Linked DNA regions of Homo sapiens: region 2 is linked to region 1. Evidence: chromatin loops called from intact Hi-C (ENCODE). Cell type or tissue: sigmoid colon. All regions are shown on one strand. Links, peaks and the distances in the headings refer to the core of each region. The heading gives the core; the rest is flanking DNA. Region 1 has its middle 110 kb from the start of BANF2. Region 2 holds the start of LOC105372548 (a long non-coding RNA gene).

Region 1 (9,930 bases), core at 705-8,704:
TTCCTCTGTGCTCAGTGGACCCTGGAAAGGAGGGAGCAGGGTCTGGGGCCAGGCAGGTAAACACAGGTAGGACTTGCTTCTCTGATCAGACCTAGCCCCTTTCCCAGACACCAAGCAACTCACCTGACTCTTCCAGCTCAAAGACAGTCCGTGCTGTCAGCCAGCTGCCTCCCACGGGCCACCAGTGCCACCACACTGAAGGAACCATGGAGCCACCTGGAAAAGTCAACCGAGAATTAGACATAACAATTTGGTTCTGCAAGGAGAGGAAACCCTTGGTCCTGGGATTCAGCCTTCAGGCTGTTATTAGCATTTATGGATGAAAGCTTCCTCTCAAGCATGGGTTGGTTGTGAATGCTTTTCCAGAGACATGGAAATGCAGCCAATGAGGACGTTTTTAAGTTCTCAGTTTTCCACCAGAGGACGGCTGCGCTCCCTGGTTTCAGGAGGGCACTGGGCTGGGGTGTGGATGTACCCAGGCGCTGTGGCCTCTTTGTGAGTTGCCTTCCTGGTATGCTGTAGGGATGAAGGGATGTGGGGGGGGTGCTCTGACTGAGCCCAGGGAGGGTGTCTGCCTCACCAAAAAGAGGAAGAAGGCAGAAAGAGGACCATGTCTCTGTGGTGAAGAGATGGGGTGATGGCAGCCTGCTCTCTCCTCCTGCACAGGGACTAGCGATGGACTTGATGCGCCTGCCTCTTCCCTCCCTGTGACACCCATTCCCCCATCCTCACCTGAGACCACAATGTGTTGTGTTTGGCACCCAAGCCTTCTGGTTTCCAGTGAGTTCTTGGTGCTCACCAGGCCTCCTGAGGGGCCTCCCTTGCTTGACACAGGGCAGAGGAGCAATGACTGGACCTGGGTCCCAAGGGCTGGGCATTCCCCTGGGCCGGGTACCCCTGTCGGCTGGGCACCCCTGTCAGCTCAGCACCCCCCTGGGCTTGGCACCACTGTGGGCTGAGCCTCTGCTAGGAGTCCAGGCCCCTCTTAGGTGAGAGCTTGAAACTGACCTCACAGGGGAGAATTTTGTGCGCCTTTCTTGTTCCTTTCAACCCTCCAGGACTATTATTTGGAAGAAGTATAGGCAGATTCCACTACATGGTTACCAGTCTGAGTGTCTGGAAGAGCATATTTGAAACTTGGGGATCCTCTTGAGTCTTCAGGATCCCTGGATAAGCGGCTCCAAACTCCACAGAGAAGCAGCTGGTCTCCTTCACTGAGAAATCCCTCAGATCCTCTTCTCTGTGGATTTCAAAAGACAGGCCATCTCCTCCCATTTCAATACACATTTCTCACTTGATTCTAGAACTTTCTTGTGCACTTCAGTCTTAGCTTCTCCCAGAACCCAACCTAAGGTTAATTGGAGCTTTAGTGGTCAGTGGGGTTTTCCCAGAAGCAGCCCTACAACAAGAATGTTGAAGATAAACATTTGATTTGGGAGGTGATCCCGGGAAGTAATGGTATAAAGACCAGGACTGATCATGTGACCACCGTGGGCGACTAAGGCTCCAGTGCTGCAGACTCTGGGGCAATGCCTGAGTTATTCCTCTAAGGGGTGAGGGGGTAGCCACATGTGTTATCATCCACTGTTGCACACAATTTGGATACCCCTGGACGGCCACATCTGCATGTGGGTGAGGTGAGCTCAGGAGAAGAGACACAGGTGCTGGCAGCCAAAGTGAGTTCATGCTCCCTGATGTGGCATGGCCTGAGGGCATGGGTAGGCACTGCCAGCAGCTTCTACACCTTCTGGGGGAGGAACACAGCCTATCTAAGGCTGGAATAGATTGTTCAAACTGTTCCATGTGGCAGGAGCCAGGGCTGCAATAGAAAAGAAGATTCCAAAAGGCTCTCTAGAGAAGGCTGGGCAAACAGAGCTGGATGCGAAGTGAGAGAAGGTTTATTATAACTCAGCACAAGCCCATCCCATCCACATTCCAGGCAAATCCACCCCATAGAGACAGGTTGTCCTGCCATGCGGCCGAGCCACAGCAGGCCTCTGGGCGCCAAGAGCCTGGGCTGGAGCATAGAGGATGTGGAGCCCCACTCTGTAGGTTCTGGGACTCCTGAGTTTGTTTCGGCCCCCACAGAGCTGTCCTGGCTATGGTTCCCAGAGAGCCTCACTGCATAAGGCTGCCCTTTTTCTTTTCTTCCTGTGAATAGCACCAAGCCATTTTGAAACAAGAATTCCTTAAAATAGTTTTTGTTTAAAGAAACAAGAAGCACCATCTCTTTATCGACTGTATGTTAACAGCAGTCAGCCAGTGAGCAGAAGCTTCTTTCAGCTTCAGGGCCTGAGGCTTGCAGGGGGACCCCCAGACCTCACCCACCCAGGGAGCTGCTTTCTCATAGGCACATCCCACAAATACTCCAGACACTAGATGACATTTTTATAGGTTTCTGTTTCCCTATATAGTGAAGTTGTTATTGCAGAAATGAGAGGACACTTTTGCAAATGACCAGAAGTCTGCACTTTCTAGGGGTGTCTTCTGGAGCTGCACTGAGCCACCGAGCAGCGCTGTCTGATAGAACCTTCTGCACTGATGGCAATGTTCTTGCACCACGAGTGGTCGCTGAGCACGCAACATGTGGGTACTGTGACCGATAAATTAAATGTTTAATTTCATTTAAATCAAATTAATTTAAATCTTTACACATAGCCACATATGGCTACTGACCTGGGCAGTGCAGCTTATGAGCAAAGGACACCCTGAACTTGGGCTGCCTCCGGTTGGGGCTGAGTTTGGGACGTAAGTATATGCACAGTTACATGGGTGCCCCTGGTGTGTGTCACACACGGCTGGAGTCCAGAAAGAAAGCAGCAATGGTTTCTTCTCCAGCTGAAGTCTTTTCTAGGATTGAGTCCAAGTTGCAGAGGTTTATGCCCTGCCCTTGGCCTGGGGTGATGACCTTGACCCTGGTCATCAGAGCAGCCAGGAAGAGCTCAGATTTAATGTCTGCTAGTGTCAAGAGCTTTCATGCAAGCAGTCTTCTTCGCCTCTGGGACACTCGGCTTGGGGGTTGTGTGTTTACCCACCCCCCACCCCCCAACCTTATCTTGGGGAGGAAATTGAGGCTCAGAAAATGTCAGTGCTCTGCCTGAGCTTCTCAGTGAAAAAGTGGTCAAGTCAGGATTCGAACCCAGGTCCACTGAGGCCCATGATACCCAGCACTCAGAGTTGTGCTTTTTCCTTGGCAGTAAGTGCTGCTGCCGTGAACTTTCTCCCACACTTTTTCTTGCAGTTCCTGAGCAACCGGACATACACTGGGCTCTGGTTGCTGGGACACCAGAGTTGAGAGGTCAGCATAGGAGGCTCCACTCACTTCGGTCCTGTGACAATGGACTCATGACCATTCATGACATCTCCAGCCTTGATGCCCCACCCCCACTACTGCCCATGAGTCTTATGTTAAAAATAACAATGAACGACAAGAACTGGGGCTCTGCAGTCAGAAGGACAACATATGTTTTCCATTTTCTTCTTTCTCTTCCCTGCTTCTCTAAAAGTGGATTAAATATGAAAAAGCACTTCCCGAACGCTTGGGAGACACTGGGAAGGATTGTCCAATGGAGAAATTATTCTCCAGAGAATTTCTTAAAAGCCACTTGTTTTTAAGAAAACACATAAAACTCTTAATTATAAAATTCACACATATTCGTTAAAGAAAACTTGGAAAACACAGATGAATATAAAGAAAGAAAAATGCATTGACATTCTACTCAAAGAATCTTCACTAAACGTTTGCTATAGTCCTTTTCAATTTTTTTTTCCTATGCACAAAAAATGTATATTTTTGTTTGCCTGCTGTAGTTATAACTATATATTTTAGGGTGATTGTATGATTGTGGTGGGAAGATTCAAACCCTCCCTGGGGTCAAAGGAATGATTTGAGATCCCTACTTTTCAAACCTTCTGGGTATAAAGGACCTGTTTTTTTTTAAATTTCCAACCCATCACTGACCACATATGAAGCAGCACGCTATGTGTCACTGACCTTGTGGGTTCACTGTCGCCCCACCTGGGTCATGTTGAGTCCAGCAGACACTTGATTGGGTGCCAGAGCAATGTCAGATTGCTCTAAAAGTTTCTAAGCAATCACTCTGCTTCCACACTGATTTCTTTATGGCAGAACTGGCCTGACCATGATCACCAAACTACAGCCCTTGGGCCAAATCCTGCCTACCACTAGGTGTGAGCTAAGGATGGTTTTTATATTTTAAATGGTTGGGGGAAAAAATCAGAACAATGTTTCATGACATGAAAATTCCAAGAAATTCAAATTTAAAAAATTCAAATTTCAAAAATCAATGAAATTCAATTTTGAAAAGTCTCTTCGAGATAGAGCCATGCTCATTCCTTTGCACATATGTGGCTGCTTTCTCAGTACAACGACAGAATCAAGTCGCCGAGACAGGGACCGACCATCCTGGCCTAAAATGCCTGAAATATTTACCATCTGGCTCTTTACAGAAAAGTTTTGCTGACCCTGATCCAGTTCAATGGTTCCCACATTTGCTGCTTTTTATAATCATTGGAAACTTAAAAAAACAGTACAGCTCGCCAGTCCCCTCCCCGCCCCAGGTGACTGTGACGTCAGCAGTTCTGGGACGCAGCAGCCAGGTGTGCCCTCAAGCGGCTTTCCCAGGACGGGGCCCGCGGCTCTGTTCAGAGTCTCCTTTGGGACAAAACCCCTTGTGTCCCGAGCTGCTCCAAATGTGGTCCCCGCCACAACATTCCCCGTGGGTCCAGCCCTTTCCGGGCACCCTGTAGCTGGGGTTCACTTCCTCCTCAGCCCTCTGCACCATGACCTCGGCCTCCTTCTTCCTCGCAGCCTGCAGCAGGCCCCCTGGGCTTTCCCGATGTCACCCCAGCCAGGGCCTCCTCGGGCTCTCCCCAGCAGAGGGTTTCTAGAATTCTTGGCCTGCCCCCCCGGGGCGGCTGGGAGGAGCAGCCTGGCCCCACGTCCTGAGGGCCCGGCCACAGGGCTCGCCTCGTCTGGGCCCCACGCAGCTCCCACCCTCTGGTTTATGCTTCTGGCACCAGCACTGGAGTCCTGAGCCAAATGCACACATGGCCTGAGCAGTTCTGTGGGGGAGTGGAGAGGAGTGAGCTGGAAGGGAGAGAGCTGATAAAGCCGCGTCTCTGCCTGTGCGGATTCCTTGTCTTTCCTGAATTCCTTCCTCACTCCTCCATTTTTATATTTCTCATTCCTTTCCTCCTCGCTCCGTTCCCTCTTCCTTCTTTCTCCTCCTTACCCTGCTACTTCTCTCTCTGGCATTGTTACCCCTCCTGCCTTGAGTTTTTGAGTCAGATCTGCTACTTCTAGGACAACCCCCTCTTCCTGAATGGGATGTGGGACACAGCGGCTCAGGCTTCGGGGCTGGAAATGTGCTCACTTTATTCAGGGAAAATGTGTTCCGGTCCTGTCCTCAGAGAGCTCACAGTTTATGAGAGAGCCAGACAAGCCGCAGGCAATTTTATGTGTACATATGTGCTATTTGTTTGTTTGTTTGAGACAGGGTCTTGCTCTGTCGCTCAGGCTGGAGTGCAGTGGCAATCTTAGCTCACTGCGGCCTCAACTTCCTGGGCTCAAGCAGTCCTCCTGCTTCAGCCTCTCAAGTAGCTGGGACAACAGGCACCCCTCACCACACCCAGCTAATTTAAAATTTTTTTGTTGTTGAGATGGGGTCTCGCTATGTTGCCCAGGCAGGTTTAGAACTCCTGGCCTCGAGTAGTCTCCCTGCTTCGGCCTCCCATGGTGCTAGGATTACAGGTGTGAGCCACTGCACCTGGCCATGTGTTGTTTTTAAAATTTTTCTTTAATTGAAAAACAATAATTGTATATATTTATGAGTTATGATGTGATGTTTTGATATGTGTATACATTGTGGAATGATTATATCAAGCTAATTAACATATCTATCACCTCACATATTTACCATTTTTTTTGTAGTGAAAACATTTAAAATCTATTATTTTAGCAATTTTGAAATACACAATGCTTTATTATTAACTGTGGTCATCATGCTGTGCAATAGCTCTTAAAAACTTATTCCTGGCCGGGCACGGTGGCTCACGCCTGTAATCCCAGCACTTTGGGAGGCCGCGGCGGGTGGATCACAAGGTCAGGAGATCGAGACCATCCTGGCTAACACGGTGAAACCCCGTCTCTACTAAAAATACAAAAAATTAGCCAGGCATGGTGGCGGGCGCTTGTAGTCCCAGCTACTCAGGAGCCTGAGGCCGGAGAATGCGTGAGCCCCGGAGGCGGAGCTTGCCGTAAGCCGAGATCGCACCACTGCCCTCCAGCCTGGGCCACAGAGCAAGACTCTGCCTCAAAAAAAAAAAAAAAAAAAAAAAAAAAAACTTATTCCTTCAGTCTAACTAGAAATTCATATTATTTGGTCAACGCCCTCCCCGCTTGCCCCCAGCTCCTGGTAACCACCATTCCATGCTCTATTATTATAAATTCAACCTTTTTAGATCCTCAGATGAGTGAAATCTTGTGCTATATGTCTCCCTGTGCCTGGCTTATTTCACTAAGCACAGTGTCTTCCAGGTTCACCCGTGTTGTCACAAATGACAGGATTTTATTCTTTTTAAAGGGATAATAGTGCTCCATTGTGCATATAACCACCTTTTCTTTATCTCTTCCTCTGTCGATAGACACAGGTTGGTTCCATATATTGGGAATAGTGCTCAATGAGCATGGGAGCGCAGACATCTCAGACACACTGACTTCATTTCCTTTGGCTATATGCTCAGTGGTGGGACTGCTGGATATGGTAATTCTATCTTTCAGTTTTTTTTTTTTTTTTTGAGACAGAGTCTCTGTCTTTCGCCCAGGCTGGAGTTCAGTGGCACGAACTCAGCTCACTGCAAGCTCCACCTCCCAGGTTCACGCCGTTCTCCTGCCTCAGCCTCCCGAGTAGCTGGGACTACGGACACCCGCCACCAAGCCCGGCTAATTTTTTTTTTTTTGTATTTTTTAGTAGAGACGGGGTTTCACCATGTTAGCCAGGATGGTCTTGATCTGCTGACCTCATCATCCACCCGCCTCGGCATCCCAAAGTGCTGGGATTACAGGCGTGAGCCACCGCGCCCGGCCTATCTTTCAGTTTTTTAAGCAATCTTCATACTGTTTTCTGTAATGACTGTCCTAATTTAATTCCCACCAATAGAACCATAGGCTATTTAAATAGTGCCCTAAGGGGCAGCCTAGGGGTAAGAACAGGGCACTTGGTCAGGTAGCACCCAGCAAGAGCCCATCCTGGCTGTGTGTTATGTAAGGGGGAAAAGGTGATCAACTCAGTGCAGGGAATGCTGGAACTAAGTCATGTTCAGGGTAGACAGTGGCATCTGCCCATGGAAGCCGTGGACATGCCCCTTCTTAAGACCCATGGACACTCCCCTCACTGAAACCCACAACATGGTCTTAAGTAAGGGAGGCTCAGGAGCAGATTTATACTTTAGAAAACTCATCCTGGCTACAGTGGGGAAAGTAGAACTGGGGGGTACCAATCTAAAGTCAGGAAGGCCATTCTAATCCAGAGAGATGAGGCAGGCCTAAACTCGGGCTGGAGAGGAGGGAGCGGCTTTGAGGGATATTTAGGATTTGGGGGTTGGAAGTGAGGCATGAGGGAAAGTCATGATGAGGAAAGGATGACATCCAGTTTCTAGTGTGGTTCTCTCAGTGGATGGTGTTCTGTCAGTTACTTCTGTAATAATGCTGCATAACCAATAAGCCCACAGTCTCAGTGGTTTACATCAACAAAGATTTTATTTCACATCCATGAGACTGAAGGCTGGCTGCCGTTGGCTGATCTTGAATGGGCTTGTCTGGGCCAGACTTCTGATTGGGTTCAGGATGTTCCACATGACCTCATTCTGGAGCCTAAGCCAAAGGGCAGTAACTATCTGGTGGAAAATCATGGGAGGGAAGATCACACAAGCATCTTTAAAATCTCATCTTGCATCACATCCAGGGCAGAGGTAAATCAAGGCCACCAGAGGAAAGAGGAGATAAGGTCACTAGGGGCTGAGGGCTGGGGCTGCTGGCTGGAATATCTGTCTGGGTTTCCTCTTATCCCTAGGCCAACCGAGGTCACAGTTGTGATGTGTTTCTCAAGTCTTTAAAACGATGCCAGGGAACAGAGATGTGGTTATCAGAATTAGGTACAATGAAAGTCTTTTTCCCTCCAATAAATATTGGATGCACATCCACTACGTGCCAGATGGACCATTTCCTCCTGTGAGGTAGGCATGGCAGCTGGAATCAAGGCCTAAGTTTAAAGCTGTGTCATGGAAAATAGGTTTCTGGTGTCCTAAGGGTTAGTTGTACCATCAAATAGAATTTCCATGGGAATTTCAGAATAATCAATTATGTACACTTTATGAATTTAAAATTGTAGTTGGCTAAAATAGAGACCTGAAAAATAGTGGCTTAAATCCCCAAGTATTTATTCTCTAATTTGTTAGGAAGTTTGGAGATAGGCAATCCAGGGCAGAACCCAAGCTTGTTATGTCTTTCTGCTCCGTTGTCTGCAGCTTGCAGCTTCTACCCTCAGACTCACCTCATGGTCCAATATAGCTGCTAGAGCTCCAGCCATTCGATGAGATATAGGCTAGAAGAAGGAGGTAAGGCAAAAGGGATATTTTTCTCAATTGAGACAGGTTTCTCTAAAGCAGGCTTCCTGGAAACTCCATAAAACATTAAGGCTTACATCTCACTAGTCACATGACCACACTAGCTGCAAGAGAGATTGGGAAATTTGGTTTTAGCTAGATACATTGCTTCCCTGAGTAAAGTCAACATTCTGTTTTCAAGCCACAAAGGGAAAATAAATATTAAGGGGCAACCAGCAGTTTCTACTGCACCCTCTAAGTGTGTGTGTGTGTGTGTGTGTGTGTGTGTGTGTGTGTGTGTGTTCCCTCAGAGGGACAGAATTTAGCAGAAAGAACCCTGTATTAAACTCAAGACCCATGGACTTATTTTCCTATTTCTCTATTACTGGCTACATCAACAAGGCAAAGTCATATAATCTCTCTGAGGCTTCAGGTTCCTTTTCGGCAAAATGTACTATTGATCATCTTTCCTTCCAGTGTTATCAAAATAACCAAATAGGACCAAGAACTCTATGAATTTTAACATGATATTAAAAAATTAATAATAAATACCCGTTTGGACTAGAAGCGCCCTTTGACCCACTGCTGTCCACACCAAGCAGGCTGTTGTGCTCTCACAGAGCATAGCTGGAGGGTAGGAGTGGGGCAAGACTAAGTATGTGGATGGAGTTGGCCCTGTTGAGGCAGATGGTATCCTAATTCCTTATGGACAGTAAGTACCTTAGGAGAATGTTTACTTGTGGATGGTTAGTCTTGATCCAGTGGTTTCCAACCGCTCCAGTTGACTATGCTGTATAATAGACACTAACCCCAAAGCCTACTGGCTTAAAACAATAATTTGTCATCTTTCTGGTTGACTGGGCTCAGTAGGGCAGTTTTCACTTAGAGTCTCTCATATATTTACTGTCGGATGTCAATGGGGGTTGCAGTCATCTGAAGGCTCAACTGGGCTGGACCTCCAGGGAGGGTCTCCCAACATGGTCAGCAGTTGATGCTGGGAGAGTAGCTGAGCTATACACTCAACCCCTCTTCATGTGGTCTCTGCACATGGCTTTGGCCTCATTGCATAACAGCTGGGGTCTGAGCAGGAATGTTCCAAGAGCAAATCTTTCAAAAGGAAAAGAACAGAAACTGTCATTTCTCCTATAAGCTAGACTAGAACTGGCACGTGTCACTTCTGCCCAGATTCAAGAAGGTAGAAAACACACTCCCTTTCTTTATGGGGGAATAGCATGCCTGTTGGGAAGGGTGGGAACTGATGGCAACATCTTAGAGACTGGCTACCACATCTACATTGGCTGAACA
Region 2 (9,930 bases), core at 694-8,693, 67 kb before region 1:
TTGTGACAAATGCAGACATCTGTTAAATCAGACTCCTCCCAAGGGAAGGATGTTCCCGTCCCCTCAGAAGGTTCCTTCGTGTCCCTTGCCAGTCAGGCCACCCCCACACTGCCCCCTGCGGCAACCCCTGTTCAGGTTTTTATTTCATTATAGATGAGTGTTTCCTGTTCTAAAACTTCTTAGAAATGATTTGTACTGCAGGTGCCCTTCTGAATTCTGGCTTCTTTCCCTCCCTGTAGCGATTCTGAAATCTGTCCTCGTTGCTGTGGGTTTCAGTAGCTTGTCCCCTGCTGTTGCTGAGCGGGGTCCCCCTGTGTGCATGTACCTACCATGGGGTGTTCATCCCTCCCACTCTGTATCACTCAGCACACATTAAAACACCCTTATATACTATCTCTCACTCAACTCAATTTGCCTGAGGTCCCACTGCCAATTCAAGGGCAGTCAGGATTTGTCTCTATGTTTCCAGGCAGGGAACCCATCCAAAGGTCACCGATGAAGACCTGCCCAATCTTACTGGCCCTCCGGTGGCCTCTACTCAATCTGCCCCCTGCCCCAGCCAGCACTGCAGGGCTTCCTGACGGTGGTGGGTACGTTGGCTGCCTCGGCTTCCTCTCCTCATGTTCCCCCTTCAATTCACTGCAGGCTGGCTTTGGCTGCCCCTTCCCATCTTATCAGTCCTCCTAGTAACATCCAACGCGGCCACCCCCGCTGCTCAGAGAAACCTCCCCTCTGTTGCCCTCTGTGCTCACCCGCCTGCCTCCACGGCTGCTGCGACTCAGTTTCCTTGGCTGTCCCTCCTCTCGGTGACCTTCAGCGTTGAGGAGTCTTCAAGGTCTAGCTCTGGACAGTTGTCTCTGCTCTCTGAACTCTCACTTCCTACAAGGTTGCATCCAGAACCATGGCTTTAAATTCCACCCAGGTGCTGGTAACGCCACAGCCAGACCTTCCCTTAATTCCGGAATCTCCAGGCTTGGATAACCATAATCTCCACTTCAGGCTCAAATAATCCTCCCAAATTTAACAGCACCAGAAACAGAAGCCTTGGTTCCCCTCTCTAGTCTGATCCTGCCCTGCCCTCCCATCCCCAGTAAGTGGTCCCATGAACCCAGAGGTAGCTCAAGCCTGAAGCCTGGGGGTTGTTCTTGATTTCTCCCATGTCCTTGTCTCCTACATCTAACTTATTACCAATCCACAGAGCATCCATCTCCAAATCACATGCTTTTTTTAAACCATAGTGTGGAGGTATGATTGACACACAAAAAGCTGTAGGTTTTTTTTTTGTTTGTTTTGAGACGGAACTTTGCTCTGTCTCCCAGGCTGGAGTGCAGTGGTGTGATCTCGGCTTGCTGCAACCTCCACCTCCCAGGTTCAAATGATTCTCATACCTCAGCCTCCCGAGTAGCTGGGATTACAGGCATGAGCCACCATGCCTGGCTAATTTTTGCATTTTTAGTAGAGATGGGGTTTTACCATGTTGCCCAGGTGGTCTCAAACTCCTGACCTCAAGTGATCCACCCGCCATGGCCTCCCAAAGTGCTGGGATTACAGGCATGAGCCACCACGCCCAGCCTGTAGATATTTAATGTATACAACTTGATGGATGGAGATATGTACACACCTGCGAAAACATTCATCAAGGCCATAAACTTATCCATCACTCTAAGTGTCCTTCCGTCTCCTCTGTTTCTTTTTCATTTCCTTATGTGGTAAGAGGACTAAACATGAGATCTACTCTGTTAGCAAATGTGTAAGTGTACAGTACAGTATTGTTAATCACAGGCCCTAGTTGTACAGTAGATCTCCAGAATGTATTCATCCTGCGTAACTGAGACATTGTACCCTTTGACCAACATCACTCTGTTTCCCCCTCTTCCCAGTCCCTGGCAATCATCATTCTACTTTCTGCTTCTATGAGTTTGGCTGTTTTCCGTTCCATGTATAAGAGAGAAAGAGCAGTATTTGATTTTCTCTGTCTGAGTTACTTCAGGATCTCATCATGTCCTCCAGGTCCATCCATGTTGTCACAAATGGCAGGATTGATCCCTCTCTCCCTTCCTTCCTTCCCTCCTTTCTTCTTTCTTTCTCTTTTTTAGATACCGGGTCTCGCTCTGTTGCCCAGGCTGGAATGCAACAGTGCTGTCATAGCTCAGGGCAGCCTCCAGCTCCTGGGCTCAAGTGATCCTCCTGCCTCATCCTCTTGAGCAGTTCAAACTACAGGCATGCGCCATGATACCCGGCTAATTTTTAAATTTTTTGTAGAGACAGGATCTTGCTTTGTTGCCCAGGCTGGTCTCAAACTTCTGGTTTCAAGTGATTGATTCTCCTGCCTTGGCCTCCCAAAGTGCTGGGATTACAGGTGTGACCAACCACCCTGGCCCTGGATTTCCTTCTTTTTAAATGTCGAATAATATTCCCTCATAGGTGTATACTACAATTTCTTTATCCATTTTTCCACTGACGGACATTTAGGTTGTTTCCAGATCTTGGCCATTTGTGAGTAACACCGCAATGAACCTGGGTGCGCAGATATCATCTCTTCAAGATCCTGATTTCAGTTCCTTCAAATACAATCTTAAACCTCTCCCCTTCTTTACCCCCACTGCCACTGCCCTAGTCCTTGGGCCATGCTTAAACTACAAGTATTTCTGGTTTATCTGTAATTCAGATGTAACTGGCTGCCCTGCCTGTGAGGGGCTGCAGCCGGCTAGCACCTCCTCTCTAACCTCGTCCCCACTATGGAGTTCCTGTTCCTGCTACCCAGGCCAGGCGGGCTCAGAGTGAGCCAGGACAACCCCCTGCCTCCGCTTCTTTCCCCCTGCCTCCGCTTCTTTCCCCCTGCAGGCATCTGAGGGGGAAGCAGATCCTCTGCAACCGCGAGATCTGAGATGTCTCCGCTGCTCAGGCAGAGCGGGGTCTCTGCCCTACTGCTCAGACACAGGCGTTCCACTTGGCTTGCTGTCAAGAGACTGACTCCAGAGCTCTGATTTTAAGGATCGAGGAGACTGACATCTGTGAGGATCCCAGCAGAGGGCCTGCCTGGCTTACTCGGGGCCAGTACATGGCAGTGCCCCCTTGGTCCTCCTCATGCCTGCTTCCCCCTGGGCACAGACAGGGGCTGGGCTGGTGAGGAAGCCATTCTCCAGGGGGAGCAGATCTGACAGGACTCATTTCTCCTCTCCCTGAGCAGGCTTCTTTTAAAACTACTGCATGTTTGGCCAGGTACCGTGGTTCATGCCTGTAATCTCAGAACTTTGGGAGGCTAAGGTGGGTGGATCAGCCTGGGCAATATGGTAAAACCCTGTCTTTACAAAAAACATGGAAAAAATCAGCCTGGCATGGTGGCAAGTGCCTATAGTCTCAGCTACTCGGGATGCTGAGATGGGAGGATCACCTGAGCCCGGGAGGTTGAGGCTGTGGTGAGCCATGATCATGCCACTGTACTCCAGCCTGGGTGACAGAGTGAGACCCCGTATCAAAACAAACGAAAAAACTCCCCAAAACCCCCCACTGCATTTTAAACCATGCACAGTAGTGAGCAGTCCTGTTTCAGGGCAGTTCTGGGAATTACAAGGACAAAATCTGGCCTTCTGCCTGGTGGAGCAACGTGGGGGTGTGGACGCCTGTGTGTGAACGCCCCTCACCCACGTGGGACAAAGTCCATCCTCTGTGCCAGGCCCTGGGCAAGCCAGCCCGGCTGATCCACCTTGCTCCTCCCCCTCTCTTCTTTGTGTTCCCTGCAAACTCCTGCCAAGTTTGCAAGCAGAAAGAGCTGACGGTTTGGGGTTGTGCAGAACATTCCTTTCTAGAATAGAAGTCAGCTGGTGGGGAAGCAGATGCCCCTTACTCTCGGTGCCTCAACTTCCTCATTGGCCTAACGGGGCTTAGGAATTCTGCCTGCTTCTCCTGGAGAGCACAGGGGACCCACCAGGCCCCCAGTGCTCAGTAAGAGGGGTACCTTCTGTCCATGCAAGTGGCCCTCCTTTGAGACCCAGCGCCCGACTGCCCAACAACTTGGAGCTGTTTCCTCCTTGTTCGTAGCACTTTCTGGCCTCTTCCCTTGCCGTCTTCAGTGGGTGGCATGGTGGCCCTTTCTCTTTACATTTTTTTCTGGCACTAGAATCTGAGCTCCTTGATCTGCAGGGATTGTGGTTTCCCCACACAGTGCCTGGCACACAGATAGTGCTCAATAAATGCTCACCACGGCAGAATTTAACTGTCTTTGAGGTATCCAGAATATAGAGACAGGTTCCTCCAGCTTCCTACTCCCTCAGGCCTATTCTAAAACAAAACCTGAATTTCTGTCCCTGAAGGCAGGTCCTCCTTTAGCCAACTGCAGGTCTCCTTAGGAAGAGTAAGATTCCAAGTCCTAATTTATCCTTTTTATACCTAAGGTGGATCAGCCCTGATTTTATGCTGGGACCTTTACTTGTACTATTTTATTTAATCCTCAAGATAACCCTATGAAGTAGGTACTGTTAATATCATCCCCATTTTACAGATGCAAAAACTGAGGACCAGAGAGATTAGGCAACTTGCCCAAAGTCACACAGCCAGCAAGCAGTGCACAAGGGATTTGAACCCAGACCCTTCTGATACCAGAGCGAATGCCCTTGAACCTCTGGGCTACACTGCCTGAGGGCTGCAGGGCTCTAAAGGGATAAGGAAGGAAGCTTGGAGGGACTGAGTGCCAGGGGAGTGAGAGGGGTGTGTGTATGAGTGTGTGGGTGGGTGGGGCTTTGCAGGGAGGCGGTTGCTACAGAGGGGCAGGGGAAGGGGGGTGCTGGAACGTGGGGAAGGTAGACAGAGGAGCCCCAGAAGCAGTCAGCTGTGCTGACGATGGATGGGGCAGGAGAAGAGAAACCCCAGGCAAGGGAGGTGAAGCTCTGAGCGGCCACACCAAGCTCTCCCTCCTGCCCAGGGCACAGCGCCAGGCCTTACTTTTGAAGCTAACGAGAAGCAGATGAAGGAGTGGGATGGGCTAGAGGCGGAGACTGCCTCTGCTACGTGGCACCCCTCGGCAAGCCTGGAGCTTCTGCCAGCGGCCAAGAGTGGGGCAGGGCCTTGCAGCTGGACTGTGGGTCTCCCTCAGGGTTTACTACAGCTTGGACTTGCCAGTGCAAGAGGGTGGATCTTATTCAAAGATAGGTTCAAACATTAGCAGCCTCAGTGAACGATGCAGCCTGGGCTCCATGGAGTTGCTACCACCCATAAGAGGGTGTCCCTCCTGCCATGGGCTTCCCTTTCCTTCCCTGACACATGGACAATCCAGCCCACAGGTCTGAGCCCCCCAGAGCAGCTGGCTCCCAGGCTGCGCCATCCCTTCCAGGGAGGGGTGGGAGTGGGTAGTGCAGGTGCTTGGAAGCCAGAGGGGTGGCTCTGAAGGGATAGCTAGGATTCAGGATCCAGGGAGAGCACTGGGGGCTGGGGTGGCAGCCCCCTGTGGGCCAGGACTGGGTGTGTTGGTGACAGCAGCATCCGCAGCACCTTGCATGGTGTGCCTAGTCGATGCATAATCAACACTTTAGTTACGTCACATAACGGCTCTGTAAACAGGATCTGGAATCAGCCATGGGCTTGAACCTCAGTCCCACTATTACTAGCTCAGCAGAGGGCTTGACCCCCCTCCCCAACTTTTTTAGTGACAGGGTCTTGCTCTGTCACTCAGGCTGGAGCGCAGTGGCATGATCATAGTTCACTGCAGCCTTGAACTTGTGGGCTCAGGCGATATTCCAGCTTCAGCCTCCGGAGTAGCTGGGATTATAGGCGTGTGCCACCACACCTGGCTAATTTTTAAATTTTTTGTAGAAATGAGGTTTCACTTTGTTATCCAGGCTAGTCTTGAACTTCTGGGCCCACGTGATCCTCCCGCCTTGGCCTCCCAAAGTGCTGGAATTACAGGCACGAGCTACTGTGCTTGGCCAGGGCTTAACCTCTTTAAGCTTCCATTTTCCTATCCGAGGCTTCCAACTCAGGCAGCTCTGAGCCAGCTCTGAACCAGTCACGACTTGCTGCCTCTTAAAGGTGCAGAGCTCAGCACAGTGCCTGGCACATAGTAAGTGCTTAGTAAAAGCCATCATGGACATTTAATTCACAAACAGGTGGAGGATGCAGCAGAGTGTCCTGGGTCTTCCTGAAAGAAGTGAAGTGATGGCATTTTGTACTTTTCATCATTCATTCATTCAATCTTCATTCAACTCTCCTACAAACCTGGCCTAAAATGCAGGCAGAGTTGGTGTTGGGGAAGGAGATGGCTGTGGGTCCATTATACTCCATGAAGCCTGTTTGAGGGAAAGAAGCAGAGAGCCCTTCAAGTGAACCGGAGGGAGACGGGCTCCTATTAGGAAACCCTGGACTCAGGGAACTGATTACCAGAGGAGCCTCACAGCAGCCTCCTGGGAACGGAAGGTTACCAGGCAATCCGGGGCTGGGTCACTTCTCTGCCGGCCTGTGCTAGTCTCCCTGCGCACTGACTATCCCCGCGAGACTCTTCTGCTCCCCCAAACTCAGCATGCAACAGACTACGGGTTGCCGTGGTAACAACCAGGGCTCCAGTTTTATATGTTCTTACCACTTCCGGGTCAATACCACTTCCAGGTCAATACCACACCCGGGTCAATACTACCTGACTGTGGTTGGGTCTTTTTGAGTTCAAATTCTGTCGCCCTCTCATAAGTGGGGGGGCTATCTGTCTCAAACCTGATAGTTTGCTTCTTCCTCATCAGCAAGAAGGGGGATCACACTCCCAAAAAAGGTAGGCACGCAAAATTGTCTCCTATGAACAGAACAAAAGACCAGCACCTCCCAGCAGCCTTTTCAGATAACTATCTTCACACCATTTACACCATCTTTATTTATCCTCTTACCTCTCTTTCTCCAGGACTGTTAAGAAGCTGAGAGCCACAGTAAAAAGCCACAAGGATGTCCCAAGTTACATTTCCAACCTTGTCACCTGCTTCCTTCACAAACCCACTTTTCTGGGCAGAAAAGTGCACCCTGCCAGCAGAACACGCCTGGTTCCTTCCTCCCTCCAAACTTCCGCCCACACTCGCCTCTGTAGCCTCTGTAGCCAGATGTGCTCCTCTTCATATCATTTTTTTTTTTTTTCTTGAGAAAGTTTCTTGCTCTGTTGCTCAGGCTGGAGTACAGTGGCATGATCATGGCTCACTGCCACCTTGACCTCCTGGGCTCAGGCGATCCTCCCACTTCAGTCTCCAGAATAGCTGGGACCACAGGTGCACACCATGCCCAACTAATTAAAAAAAAATATTTTTTTGTAGAGACGAGCTCTCACCATGTTTCCCAGACTGGTCTAGAATGCCTGGGCTCAAGCGATCCTCCCTCCTCAGCCTCCCAAAGTGGTGGTATTACAGGTGTGATACCTAATTCAAGAGTTAAATAACATTAAAGAATAATTTGGAGGCTCCCTCCCAGCCTCCAAATCTTCACCAGCCCTCAAAATTAAGCTCAACTTCTGTCTCCTCCAAGAATTTTCCACAGGATTCCAATCTGGAGGGATCAGTGTCCTCTAAGTGTAGCCTTTATTGACTCTTCCACCATTTGGTCTCCTATATTACCATCAGGAAAAATTAGTAAAAGACTTTCAAATGGACAAAAAAGAGCAAATGTCACTGAATGTCCAGCCTAGAGCACTCTTCCAGTTTATCACTGCCTTCCATTGCCTTTGAGCCATTTACAACTCTATAAGTCACAGAGAACTGATAATAGTGCAAATGACTTGAGTTCATAGAAATGCAAATTCCTTGTGTCCCGGGGAATGTACTCGATGGTTGCCCTGTGGATAAACTTCCTCTGCAAGTTCATTTCAGCCTCCTGTTGACTTACATGTGTGTGGTTCTTGGAATTCTCCTTTTAACCAGTTAGAACATCTTAACTACTTCCCATTAATTAATGAGTTAAATAAAATCTTTATATTTTAATGAGAGTCATAATTTTGTCTTTTTTCCAAAAATTATTCTTTAATGTTATTTAACTCTTGAATTAGAAAATATAATGGCTTGGCACCCTGTATCCGTCAGTGTTTTGGGGAGTAGGCAATAGAAAGGGGAAAGGGGGCTGCCAAAAAACAACTGTCTACCCATCTTTCCTTGACAACTAAATTGTGCACTCTGGGCGGGGTGTAGTGGCTCACACCTGTTATCCCAGCACTTTGGGAGGCCACGGTGGAAGGATTGCTTGAGGCCAGTAGTTCAAGACCAGCCTGGACTCTGTCTCTACAAAAAAATAATAATACCTAAGAAATTAGCCAGCTGTGGTGGTGCACACCTGTATTCCCAGTTACTCAGGAGGCTGAGGTGGAAGGATCACTTGAACTCAGGAGTTTGAGGCTGCCGTGAGCTATGACTGCACCACTGCACTCCAGCCTGGGTGACAGAGCAAGACCCTGTTGCTAAATTTTTTTAAATTGTGAGTTGTGTGAGTGCTATATCTAGAAAGTTCACATATTCCTCTTTTCTCTTTTTTACATAATGAGGGATTACTAAGGGGGCTAGTGTACTAGACCCTGTGGAATTATTCTAAAGGAAGTCCAGGGAAAATACGAAATCAGAGAACGTCTGAGCTGGATGAGGTCAGAGAAGCTGCCTTGAGCAAGTCTCTCATTTTTCTCCTGAGGACACCGGGCTGCCTGCGCTGGGGGGTCTGTGTGGCCTGTCAGAGAGTAGGATTTGGGGATTCTCTGACAACTGTTCATGAAATGGGGCATGCTCACTTACCCCAAATCTGGTTATGGTAACGAGTTGGGGGGAACGGCCACCAGCTGATTGGAAACAGAGCCTCCCGAGGCGCATTGGGCTTCCGGGCTGTTTCCCAGCCTCCTTGGCAGCGGACTCCTCTCCCGAGGTATGTTTTGCCGACGTGGCTGGCCGTGGGAAGCTGGGAGGCACACTTTTCTGAAGATCTGTTTGCAAAATTGAAACCCTGCTTTTGAGAACCCTTCACAGTTCGCAGCTGTGAGGAGATGGGAGCGCGAGGCCAGGAGCAGCCTTCCAGCAGCTCTGAGACCCACCAGTGTAACCCAGGATGCCCTCGGCTTGGTCTGGGGCTTCAGCAGCCATGCCTCCAGCGTGTGCCCCTCAGGGGCCCTTTCGGGGAGAACACCCCGTCTTCTCTTTGCTGGGGCTGTTGACCTGTCTTCTCCCTCTCGGTTTCCTCCACTTTAGCTCCCATACCTGGTTTCTGGAAGGCAGGGGTGCAGCTGCAGCTATGGGGCTTCCATCCACTCACCTCACCTTGGGGAGACGAGGGTCCCACACACGGGTGTGGCCACAGGCAGGACTGGGGTGGTCTGGGGTGGGGTGGAGGGCTTTCTGGCAGACAGGTCGCGTGGTCTTCTCCCAGTGGGAAGAGGTGCCTGAGAAAGGCAAGAGCAGGAAGCCAGGCGTCCAGGTCTCCACTCCTCGTTATGGTAACTCTCGTTCCCAACTCCAGAGGGACCCAGTCTGTCCCATTGCAGCACCCCTACTCCTATAACCTGTCTGGAAACAGAAGAGGAAAGGAGGGATGGTGCAGGATGGGATTGACACTACCGATTTCTGACTTATGTTGACTGCTGCATTCTACTTAATCTTCATCACCATCACTGCAGTGCGAGGTAGGGATTATTACCCATCTTACAGATGGTGAAACTGAGGCTGAGAGTGCCCGAAGGCAGTGAGCTCAGTCCTGCCAGCTACCAAAGCCCACAGTCTCCCTATGATACCAGGCTGAATCCTCTCCCTCACAGCCCTCGCCAATTCTTCAGTTTTGTTAATCAGTAAATACCCAAAGTGTCATGGACTGATTAGCAAGACAGACAAGAAAGGGGGAGTCAAGATTTTTCCACTTTGTCTTGTTTTAAAAACTCTTGCACACTTTTGCTTTCCTATTTGAAATGGTCTTGGGTGTGGGTTTTGGAAGCAGCTCCAGATC

What was found. Hi-C counts contacts between places; a loop is a spot of excess contacts. Peaks named below come from ENCODE experiments on the same cell type or tissue, not always from the same donor. Only the 100,000 strongest peaks of a DNase experiment are listed, where the experiment ranks them.
Region 2: it touches region 1 in a loop (2.7-fold over the local background); 8 of 110 quality-filtered maps call a loop at or near these places.

The regions. Positions count from the first base shown.
Region 1 is chr20:17,801,963-17,811,892 of GRCh38, reverse strand. No RefSeq gene overlaps it. Among named protein-coding and RNA genes, the nearest start is that of BANF2, 110 kb to the right of the region's middle. RefSeq lists an enhancer at 8,546-8,715 and a silencer at 9,778-9,930. In sigmoid colon, for the core only: no CTCF peak of the experiment used is centred there; DNase peaks (open chromatin) are centred at 3,312, 4,675, 5,052 and 7,842; H3K4me3 peaks cover 586 bases; H3K27ac peaks cover 4,281 bases.
Region 2 is chr20:17,869,204-17,879,133 of GRCh38, reverse strand. LOC105372548 (a long non-coding RNA gene) reads right to left here and starts at 6,498. Exons shown (of 4, transcript XR_937297.3): 1 at 6,414-6,498; 2 at 6,211-6,281; 3 at 753-879. RefSeq lists enhancers at 2,379-3,281, 7,280-8,008. In sigmoid colon, for the core only: no CTCF peak of the experiment used is centred there; DNase peaks (open chromatin) are centred at 2,913, 3,653 and 4,953; H3K4me3 peaks cover 125 bases; H3K27ac peaks cover 5,479 bases.